Regions from separate parts of the Homo sapiens genome. Here region 2 is linked to region 1. A link is an interaction called in ENCODE POLR2A ChIA-PET data of the cell type or tissue named here. Cell type or tissue: MCF 10A. All regions are shown on one strand. Links, peaks and the distances in the headings refer to the core of each region. The heading gives the core; the rest is flanking DNA.

What was found. ChIA-PET counts read pairs that join two places held together with the same protein. Peaks named below come from ENCODE experiments on the same cell type or tissue, not always from the same donor. Only the 100,000 strongest peaks of a DNase experiment are listed, where the experiment ranks them.
Region 2: POLR2A ChIA-PET joins it to region 1 with 6 read pairs; 2 of 35 experiments call an interaction of 5 or more read pairs at or near these places.

The regions. Positions count from the first base shown.
Region 1 is chr10:58,663,425-58,668,808 of GRCh38, reverse strand. The region is part of intron 2 of BICC1 (BicC family RNA binding protein 1); the gene reads right to left. Among named protein-coding and RNA genes, the nearest start is that of BICC1, 150 kb to the right of the region's middle. In MCF 10A, for the core only: no CTCF peak of the experiment used is centred there; a DNase peak (open chromatin) is centred at 2,548.
Region 2 is chr10:58,720,029-58,725,412 of GRCh38, reverse strand. The region is part of intron 3 of BICC1 (BicC family RNA binding protein 1); the gene reads right to left. Among named protein-coding and RNA genes, the nearest start is that of BICC1, 210 kb to the right of the region's middle. In MCF 10A, for the core only: no CTCF peak of the experiment used is centred there; no DNase peak of the experiment used is centred there.

The sequences.
Region 1 (5,384 bases), core at 99-5,098:
TGAGTTTCTAAGTTTTTCTTTAATCTGATCAGGAAAAATACTGAACTAGATGCACCATTAGTAGAAGAGAAGGAAAAATAATCTGGCTTTGCAAGTTCCTAGGTTCTGGTTTACTGTAACTGGCCCAAAATGAAGTAACGATCATCAACAAATGAGTAAACCAACACCAGAACTCTCTGTTATCAATAAAACACTTTTCCCAAATAAGATAATTTCTAGTCACATGCTATGTCCATTTAAATTGATGCAATCCTTGCAATGTGTGTTCTTTAAAAGGGCAAATGAAGTAAAAGTGCAGCTCAAATATGATTACTGGGATACAGGTTGTTGTGCAAAAGTAAAATTTTGAGATGTTTTTCAGTCAGGGTCAAACCTAAAGGTGAGATTCAGAGCACTGTGAATTCATCTGGAAAAAAAAATTGAGTGAAAAGTATAAGTTTTAAGCTTTATTGATTTTTCCCTTTATTTTATAAGGTCATTCAGTGAGGATCAAAAGCTCACACAAGATGAATTCATAAAAGAAATGGAGAGGAAAAGTTTTTAAAACTACTTTTTGTATAAATTGGTGCACCTGGCCCAAGGCAATAATGCACCAACTGAAATCAGAGCATCTACAGATGACGTAAAACTTCCTTTCCTTTCCAAATTCAAATGACTCAAGGACTCTTCCCAAAGAACTTTTGCTTCCAGTTTGCATGCTATGCATTTTCTTAAAAGCCGGATGACCGTGAAATATTTCATTCTGTGTAAACTGTTTACTACCAATTTTTAATTTATTATGTTTTTTAAAAAATTTACAGTAAGCCAAGATGAGACAAAGGAAAAAAACTTTTATTGAACATCTGGTATCCATGAACACTTCATAAATATGTGCTTTACCTCTGCTTAATCTACTTAACCTGATTAAGCAGGCATGCTCCCCATTTAACATTTGAAAAGGAAGTTTAGAGAGATTTAAGATCACCTAGCTATGAGTTAGGAGCATCCTCCAGTCCTGGCTTCTCCAAGGAGTAGCTATTAGTTCATATAGATATGTCATCTCTCTGACACTCTATTTCCTCATAGACAAAATAAATAGACTCAAGTGAACCCTGTAGTTACTTTAAAAGGTAAATTTGATCTTTCAGAGACTGGTAATAGATGTTCAGGCTTACTTCCTCCCCTCTACCCTATTGCCTTTGCCTTTATCCAATTTCACTGTTCTTTACTAATTCCACAGAATGGTTTAAGAAAAAAGGAGCTGCCAAAAAAAAAGAGTACTTAAAAGTGTGTTTTGGTATTGGTAACACCATCCAGACCTTTGAAAGGGAAATATAAGAATTCCTTGAACCCTGAGAATTAAGGTTAAAACTACCTTCCCTAAGAATTATAAGAGTATCCAAAGACTTCTACTTTTGCTATATTTTTTTCATAATTCCAGTGAACAAATGGGACCAGACTTCATAAAATTCCCTCAAATACCTCATACCTTCACTTTAAAAAATCATTACTGTGTTCTCATAGTTTGGTAAAGAAATATCATTAATAGCTATGAGAAATTGTATATCTAAACTTACATGTCATTCTTTACAAATTAGCTTTTAAAAGGACTAAAAGGCCAAGAAGAATAAGCAAGTAGTTTCTTCTGGAGCCTACTTATATAATCTACAGAGGTACAAACACACAGTAATTAGTTTGAAAATAAAATGAAATCCTAGTTTGGTAAGTAATTTGCCTTCCTTAAAACTGTCAGTGGCACTAAATTGAAATTTTTTCCTTCTAGCTGACCAAATTGTAAGCCTCTTTCATCTAGATCATTATTGAAAAGTGAGAATAACCCATTATGTCTAATATATTTATCAAAGGAATTTAAATATTAAGTAGACAAGTTAAATAGGAGCAAATAGCTGAAATTTTTTAGTATCTTATTTAAAGTTGTTTCCAGGGAGGAACTCAAGGAAAAAACAAGTATATCCTAAATAATTCAATTAAGAAAGAGAAAAAGAGTGCCATATCAGCAATTGAATGGCTACTATGCATGGTGGGAGGGGTCATGCAAGGTAGGAGGTTTTAGGTAGATTGGTTTTCTGTCTTTAGTCCCATAAAAGGAAGGCCTCACTATTCCATTTAACAGGTGAAGAAAGAGATTCAAACACTAAGTAACTTGCCCAAGAGCATACAGCTAATAAATGCTGATTTTGTATTTCCAGCATATATACACTTGAATGAAAAATCCAAGCACTTTTATACTACATCACACTTCTTCCCACCTTCTGTGTGCTTGGATAAGGATTCAAAAATTAAAAGTCACATTCAGCAACCTATTAGAATTAAAATGCTGGCTGAAGGAAAAGAACATAATTAGGATATTGTTAAAGCAAACTAAATATGGCCTGAGAAGGACTCAGTACTTCTATATTTGAGTCCTTATAGATGAACTATAACCTAGCTTAACAGTGAGACAAAATTGAAAACCTAACTTAGTAATATGCACCTGAAACAATAGCTGAGTGTTGGCCAATCTCAGTGGCCTACTTCAACCACTCACAGTCTGCTGAATGTTCAACCTGTGTTCAAACAAGGCAAATGCCGAGCTGTAACCAATCTCACTCTTTCTGCACCTCACTTCTGAAAGTGAAAGTAGGTCATTTTACGTTTTTTTGTCTATAAATTTGTTCTGACCACAAGGCACCCCTGGAGTCTCTGAATCTGCTGTGATTCTGGGGACTGCCCGATTTGCAAATCATTCATTGCTCAATTAAGCTCCTTTAAATTTAATTTGGCTGAAGTTTTTATTTTACCAATATAATATATCAACTGCTTGGCCAGAAGTATGAGAACATAAGGAACTTGTACGTCTAGCAAGAGGGTAAACTGGATGTTCAGATGAAACCGACTATACATGTTTAAACAGAAAATATCTCAAAATGCTGAGTAAAATATAAAACCATACTTTTGCAAGGTTATAAAATTCATTAGAGATCAGAAATGATAACAAAGAAATAGACGGGTAAATTAGGGCTAGAGCCAGCATTTGCCAGCAAAATGTCCACTAATACCTGGTGGTCTACAGCGTGGGTTTTAAAAAATGTTTAAAGAATAGAAAATAAATTTCAGATCAAAACACATAAAGTCTCAGAAGATGAAATAAAATAAAACTTTCCCTTAGTGATTCACAGTGTAGATGAGTGCCTGGTTTTGCCTTGGTGAAGCAAGGGGAATGAAAAACCTCTCTCCTCTGAATTCCTAAACACAAGATTGTATTTATGCACTATTGGCGATAGAATTCATGAACAAAGCAAAACAGATTCATTTAGTTATGGCTGTATTCCCAGGCAGATAAAGACAAAAATACTCTCTGAGGCCAAGGAGTTTAAATACGGGCTTCAACAAGTACAATCAAACCACCAAAGATATGAGAGGAAAAGCCATGATTAGTGAGAGTCAACAGAAAAAGACCACTAAAATAATGCAGGCACTATAATAATATTATACAGAATACTTATGCTTAAAAACACAAGAGAAGTTATCAAAAGTATGTTAAGGGAACAAGATACTATTAAAATTGATCTTGCAGATTTCAAAAATGGTTGTTTTTGAGAGAGGTGGGAACACTGAGAATGCCCCTTTCCTGAGGCTTCGGCACACAAGACCTGACTAAAACTGAGGCTGGGAAGTGACAGACTACCAAACCACCCACTTACCCTTCCATGAACTTTTTACCAAGTAATAACAAGCAGTAGTCTACTACTGGGGAAGTGGCAATAACACAGACCCCTGTGGCACAGCTGTACAGAGCTGGCAGAAAGCCAAAGGTAGATCAGGAACACAGAAAACTGTACCACACTCCGGGACTCATATTAAGCTCAATGTAGCAGCAGCAATCCATCCACCACTGGAGAAATCTGAAGTCTGTTTGCACTCAAGGTAACTACAGCAACAGCAAAATTCAAACCCAGCTCAACTGCTGACAATACTGACTACTGACACACTCCCCTATATTAACGAACTGAAGAAACAAAAAAAGTAACCATTGTGGGTATTAATTTTATTTACCACAGACTATTGCTCTTTAACACACAATACCAATATTCAATAAAAAATTACAAGACACAAAAGTGGAGGGAAAAAAAAAACCCACAAGCCTATCATCAACAGATAGCATAGTCAAATGAAATAGACCTCAAGATGGCCCAGACTTGTAAATATCAGATAGAACTTTTAAAATAACTACAATTAATATAAGGATCTAATGAAAAATATTATCAATGTGTCTGTATAGAAAGGGAAATTTTACCAGAGACATAAAAACTATAAAATAATCCAATGAAAAATGTCTGAAATGCAGAACAAAGCCACAGACTGAGGAAAAAGCTATTTACAAAACCTATATCTTATGAAGAACCTATATCCAGAACTCTTAATGCTTTTTAATCCAATAAAAAATTAGCAAAATCTCAAACATATACTTCACCAAAGGAAACAATGATTAAGCACATTAAAAAATGCTCGATATTGGTTCTCAGAGAAATGCAAATAAGTCCACAATCAGAAACTACTAAGTATCCACCAGAATGACTAACATTTCAAAAGATAGATAATAACAGGTGCTGACAAGGATGTGAAACAACTAAAACTCTCCTATATTGCTGGTGGGAATTTGAAATGGCATAGCTACTTTAGAAAATAATCTGGCACTTTCTTAGAAAGTGAAACACACACTTACATGAGCCAACAATTACACTCCAAGGCACTCATACAAAAGAAGTGAAAATATATGTTTACACAAAGACCTCTATGTGCATTTTACAGCACCTTCATTCATAAAAGCCTTAAATTAAAAATGACTCAAATTCCATCAACTAGTGAATGAATGTTTTTAATGTGATATACCCATACAATAGACCACTACTCAGAACCAAAGCAATGAACTACTGACACACCCAACAACCTCAAATGAGATGAATCTCAAAGGATTTAATAAATAAAAGAAGACAAAAGACTATAGCATATGATTCTATTTAAACCAACCATCTCCAACCTTTTTGGCATCAGGGACCAGTTTCATGGAAGACAATTTTTTCACCGAATGCAGGGGCAGGGAGATGGTTTCGGGATGAAACTGTCCCACCGCAGATCATCAGGCATTAGATTCTCATAAGGAGTGCATAACCTAGATCCCTTGAATGCACAGTTCACAATAGGGTTCATGCTCCTATGAGAATCTAATGCTGCCGCTGATCTGACAGGAAGGGGAGCTCAGGCAGTAATGCTCACTTGGCTACCGCTCACCTCCTGCTGTGTGACCCAATTCCTAACAGGCCGATACCAGTGCACAGCCTGGGGGCTGGGGACCCCTGATTTAAATGACATGTTGGAAAAGAAAGAGAAAACACACCAGAGGT
Region 2 (5,384 bases), core at 55-5,054, 57 kb before region 1:
CAGAGGTAGAGAGAAAATTTGGTATTTTAAAATGTTTGCTGAATTACATCTGGGCAGAGTCTGCAGTTGGGAATTGTAGTAGGGCAGGGACGGCAAGGAAGTGGAAGTCACAGATGGAACGATCAGGCTAAGTAAAACCTCACTGCATCCTTACACATTTAAGAGTCTGCCACAAATGTACATGTCTTGCATGATCGATATTTGCAACAATGTGCTCCAAAAGGAAATAACATGCATTCTGTGCATGTTATTATGCCAGTAATACATAATAACATGCACAGAACAGGAAAGTAAGCCACACGTTAAACAAGGCAGAAATGTCTAGATAAAAGTCTCCCAAAATCAACCCCCACAAAATTGCCATAGGAGACTCCAGATTCCTGCTGCAAATGGGGAGGTAGGTATATCAGTTTACATCTGCACCAGACAGGTGTCTAACCTCAAATGAGACACTGGGCTGCCAAGGGAGGGAATAGACAGCCACGACTGGCAATGAGATCCTCAGGAACTCTATCTGCTTTCATCTCTTCAACTTCCTTCTTACCCAGACTCCACCATGATGAGTAATCGGAGGTGCAAGGAAAATAGAGACCTGAAGGTGCAGCGCCTGTTTCAACAGGACCGGGGCAACCGGGGCTCTGGACAGATGTGTTCTGGTGACTGCCAGTCTGTAAGCCAGTGTCCCCATCTTGAAGTCACCAACTGAACCTGCAACTGGTTCAGGAGCTGCTGACAGGGCAAGTAGGGCTAAGCATAACTACTGGGGCAGAGCCAAAAGCCAGGAACAGAGTGAAATGGCTGGAAGAATGAAGAACATTCCTTATGACTCCAAGGAATCCTGTACATAGTCCTGGGATGGCACAGGTCACAACTTTTAATGTTCTGGAGCTGAAAGATGACCCAGTTGTTCATTGGAGTGGGCTGGGAAAAGCAGTCAGGGAGAGGGTCAGATCAATTCTAACCAGCACTTAAGTATTTGTATATGTGCAAAATTACACACACACACACATACACACATATACACACACACACAGACACAGAGTTCTTTCATCCAATCATCCAATTGAATTTCTCTGAGAATAGTTTGATTTCCCCCTTTGTAAAGAGCCATGAGATTATATAATAACTACAGATTATGTAACTAGGAAGTTATTAAGTGCTTAGATTATGTAACATCTAAGAATCATGGATGCATTTATTTTCTTTCAACCTATGATGTAATTCTCACTGGAGAACATGCATAAGTTATGAGGTGTTTGGACATGTAACATTTCAAAACTGGCTAGCAAAAGCACTGATCGGCTGTTTCATAAGGCATTCTTCCATACATGAAATTCAATTACTTTGAACTGAACATTAGCTTGGCTGCTCAAAGTCTTAAAGTCACATAGAATCTCACAAACTCATCATGTTGACACTAACTGTTTCCATCTTACTTGGTTGTAATTCATTAACAAGTTTCTTTTTGCTTGTTTAAAGAATCTAATTTAATTTTGCTAGACAACACTCCTAAAGATGCTGAGAATTGCCAAATTGTGAGAGTAATTACACATTAGCAACCCATAAGCCCAGCTGTAAATTGCACTTTATCACAATCCAGACCACTCAACCTCTTAAGATTTTTAAGCTATCATTCCTTCTGTGGCTACAGCCTCCTACCAACACAATCTTGAATGTCCTCAACCCCACAGGCAACAAGCTAGAGAACACATAATAAGTTTTCTAGCTTATTATGACTCCAGCCCCTGCCCTCTCTAGCCTTCCTGCTGGCTTGAAATTCTCTCTGTGCCATCACAACCTTCAGCTGAACATTTCATCTTTTTATCAAACACTCCAAAATCCCCAGTCCTCAGGCTTTCTGCCATACCCGTCTCACCAAAGATAACCCCTCTCTGCTTTCTCCACTTTTGAGTGACCAAAGAACTAGAAAAAGGCATAGAACTATCCTAAGAAACTCAACAAGTTCATACCATGCAGCCTCAGCTGGATATTCAGTTCATCTTGGCAAGTTTTTAATTTTTTTCCATGCATTTTCCATAAGCAGCTGTTCTGAACACTCCCCAGTGTCTTCGAGTCTCTAATCCATCCCCTTATTCTCCCAGGAGATGACTTTATCTCCAAACAGACTGAGGAAAGTAGAGGGAATTTACACTGAATTTTCTCCAGTTTACATCAAATACATTATAATTTTTATTTGTCTCACTCCCTTCTTCCCAAACTCAGGAAAATATGTTCAAATTAGTTTTAATAAATATTTATTGAGGATCTGCTAAAAGCTAAGCATTTTATTGGGCATGTGTCTGGCAGAATCAACAGTTTTCATCATTAAGTCTGAGACCATACCTAGCAGAACTGAAGACTAGAAACCAGAAATTGAAATCAGTTATTTCAATAAAATGAGCAAAGTGTCAGTGGAAGAATTCACAAAGTGAGGTGAACAAGCCCAAAACTAGTTAACCACAGCCTTAACACCTGTTACCTTAAATCTACCCCTGCAAGGGGTCGCTCCAGGTTAAACACCACCCTCTAATTTCCTCTATTGTCAATCTACACTTCCTCAGTCTAGAAGCTCACTCAAATAAGCTTCCTTTATTCTTAAAGGAAACAAAAACAAAACTATAAAATAAACTTATTTCACCTCAACCCACTGATGCACCAAGAAACTACCCTATCTATTACCATCTTCTTTCATAGGTAGGTATCCTTAAGTATTAGTTGCTACTTCTTCCTTTTCTGATCATTGTCCTCTAGATTATTATTTCTAAAAGTGCTCTCTCAGAGATAACTAACGTGATCATGGCCTAATTTTATTTTCCTGTATATGAGGTTTGCTAACCACGGAGGTGAATATTTTCTGATTAAAAAATACATGTTCCTAAGAATTCAAATGTTTTATTATTTTATTACTTAATTCATGTGATTGATGAGAATACTGTAAAGTGATTATATGGATTCTCCAAAATTTATTAAATACTAAACAAACAATATGTGTTCTCCCAACTTATTTTAGTAGAATTAAGAATCTCTAAATAATAGACAACAGGAGAAAAAAAATCAATAAACACTATTCCTTCTCCGCTAGAATAAGGTTCAAAATAGATCACAGGGCTAAGGAAAGCCAGGGCTTCATTTCCTAAGAGAATGTAATGGATAGGACCACCCCAGTGCAGGCATCTTTTCAGTGACGCATCTGTTCCAATTGCTGAAGAACTCAGGTATGACTGCTCATGGAAACCGGATGGATTCACTGCTTCCTTTACTTATGAGCAATTTTCTTGCCATTAGTCTATTAAACTCCATCAAGTGCTGAGTGTTCAAAGATCTGGATGCAAATGTGATCATGAAGAATCATAGGAAAAGAATGAAATTCTAAAGCTCATTACTGTCAAGTAAATATTTCAGAATCCCCATGGAGCATACTTAACAACTATATTGTTAGTAACGGAAATATTTTTCCTAACTTGGCTCAAGTCATTAACCATGACTTTCAGGAGAGTACAAGCTGACAGAAACAATCATATGGCTGGGTCCTTTCCCTTGTGATCAATCATCAATGCTCCTTAACCTGGCAGGAGCCACATCATAGTTGCCAATAGCCTGAGAATCTTAAACCACCTGGATGACTTCCAGGTGAAGGAGCTCAGGGATCCTGCCCTGCTTACGTGCTGAAAATTATTTTTCCTGACTTGCTAAAATCATGGATTTCTAGACCCTCTCTTTCTTCTTGCTCCTCCCCATGGCATATATTTTTCTTCTTGTTGACAACAATCTAATGTGCCTGGAAACTGCTTCAAGTGCCTATGTTCCACTTGAGATCACTGTAATACTTTTGCAGATGGTTTGGAGCATATTTTTTTTCCTCAAAACAAGCCACGAATTCTAAAGCATTTTGCCATATTCCTGCACTGATATATAAAATACACTTGAGATGACTGTAGTCATTTTTTCACTAGACAGCAGTCATTAATTAACCTGGGAAAGAATCCCAATTCCATTTTTCCATGGCATAATAATTAACCCAATTATCCAAGATACCCATCTTAGTTTGGGTTCCCCCAAAAGTCACCTTGAGATAAGAACTTGGGTTGGTTAGTCTGGCATAGTGAACTGGGGAGGTGATCCCAGGGAGCATAAGTTAGGAAGTGAGGAAAGCCTGACTGGGGAGAGAGAAAAACCATGGAAGGGGGTGGTATGCCACATTCCTGCTGGGGGTCAATGTCCCTAGGATGTTCTGAAAAGACATAAATAATGTGCTTCAGAATTGTCCCACGAAGAGAAGGGGAAAATGGGCATTTGTGTTCTGACTCCAGCCCTTCACTGAGTAAAGGTTATACTTCGAGGCTGCTCTGCAGCAAGAGTAAATTTCCACAGGGCTGACAATGTGCTCCGGTAGAGAAGCACAGATCAGGCCCTTGAGATGGAAAGCTGTTGGCATGCATGGGAGATGTCCACTGTGGGTGAACTCACAGGTGGGCCAAGACCATATCAAAAGCATCTGCTACAGCAGCCCACCACCCAATTCCTTGCTCTTATCAAGTTACCATGTCCTGCTGACTCATCTTTCAAAAAAGACTCTCTGATCCTCCTGTCATCAAATACGACCTACTATACTCATCTTTCAGTATTTTAACCCCTTCCTACTAATTATCTCCTGTGTCCACCCCGAACCCCGGGATTTTCACTGTCTGTAGATGAGTTCTCACAAGGTCACCGGCTGTCACCGATCTCCTCTACCTGTCCAACCTTATTGGCCACCAAGTCTTCAAATACTTTCCCTTTCAAAAAATAGTCTCCTCTCTTCCTGTAACACATAATGATTCTCCCCAGCTCTCAGCCTTTCCCACACAGAATGCCCCAGCCCTTTGAGATCCACACTAGAAATTATCAATACTTAAGGAATATTTTCCTTAGCTGTGACTTGCACTCTTCTCCTCTACTCTAGTCTTGACAGCAAACAATGCCACTTTAAAGGTTTATTTAAAGCAAGTAGGGCCAGAATCCCCAGGCAAACTCTAAGTATCCAAAGGGCAGAGACTGAGATAAATGTTTCTTTCTTAAATTACTCCAACACTCACTCTAGTGCCCACTAATCAAAGACCACCAGGAACACTCTTGTAGTAAATAAATTGAGCTTTCATTCACTTACGACAGCAAGAAAGAGTACACCAAAGTAACTGGAGAATTTTAAGAAACTGGTGGATACTTAGGATACTATTTCAGTTTGTTTTGGGTGATTCCAAGAAAGGTTTAAGAAACTAAAGGCCAGGTTTGGACTGGGAGCTGTCAGGAGGTAGGGACAATTCACTGATTATCTTGGCAAATTTAATCTAGAAAGCAGAGGATTAAAGCTGAGTTGGAGTCATCATCGGTAAAGAAGCAGCAAT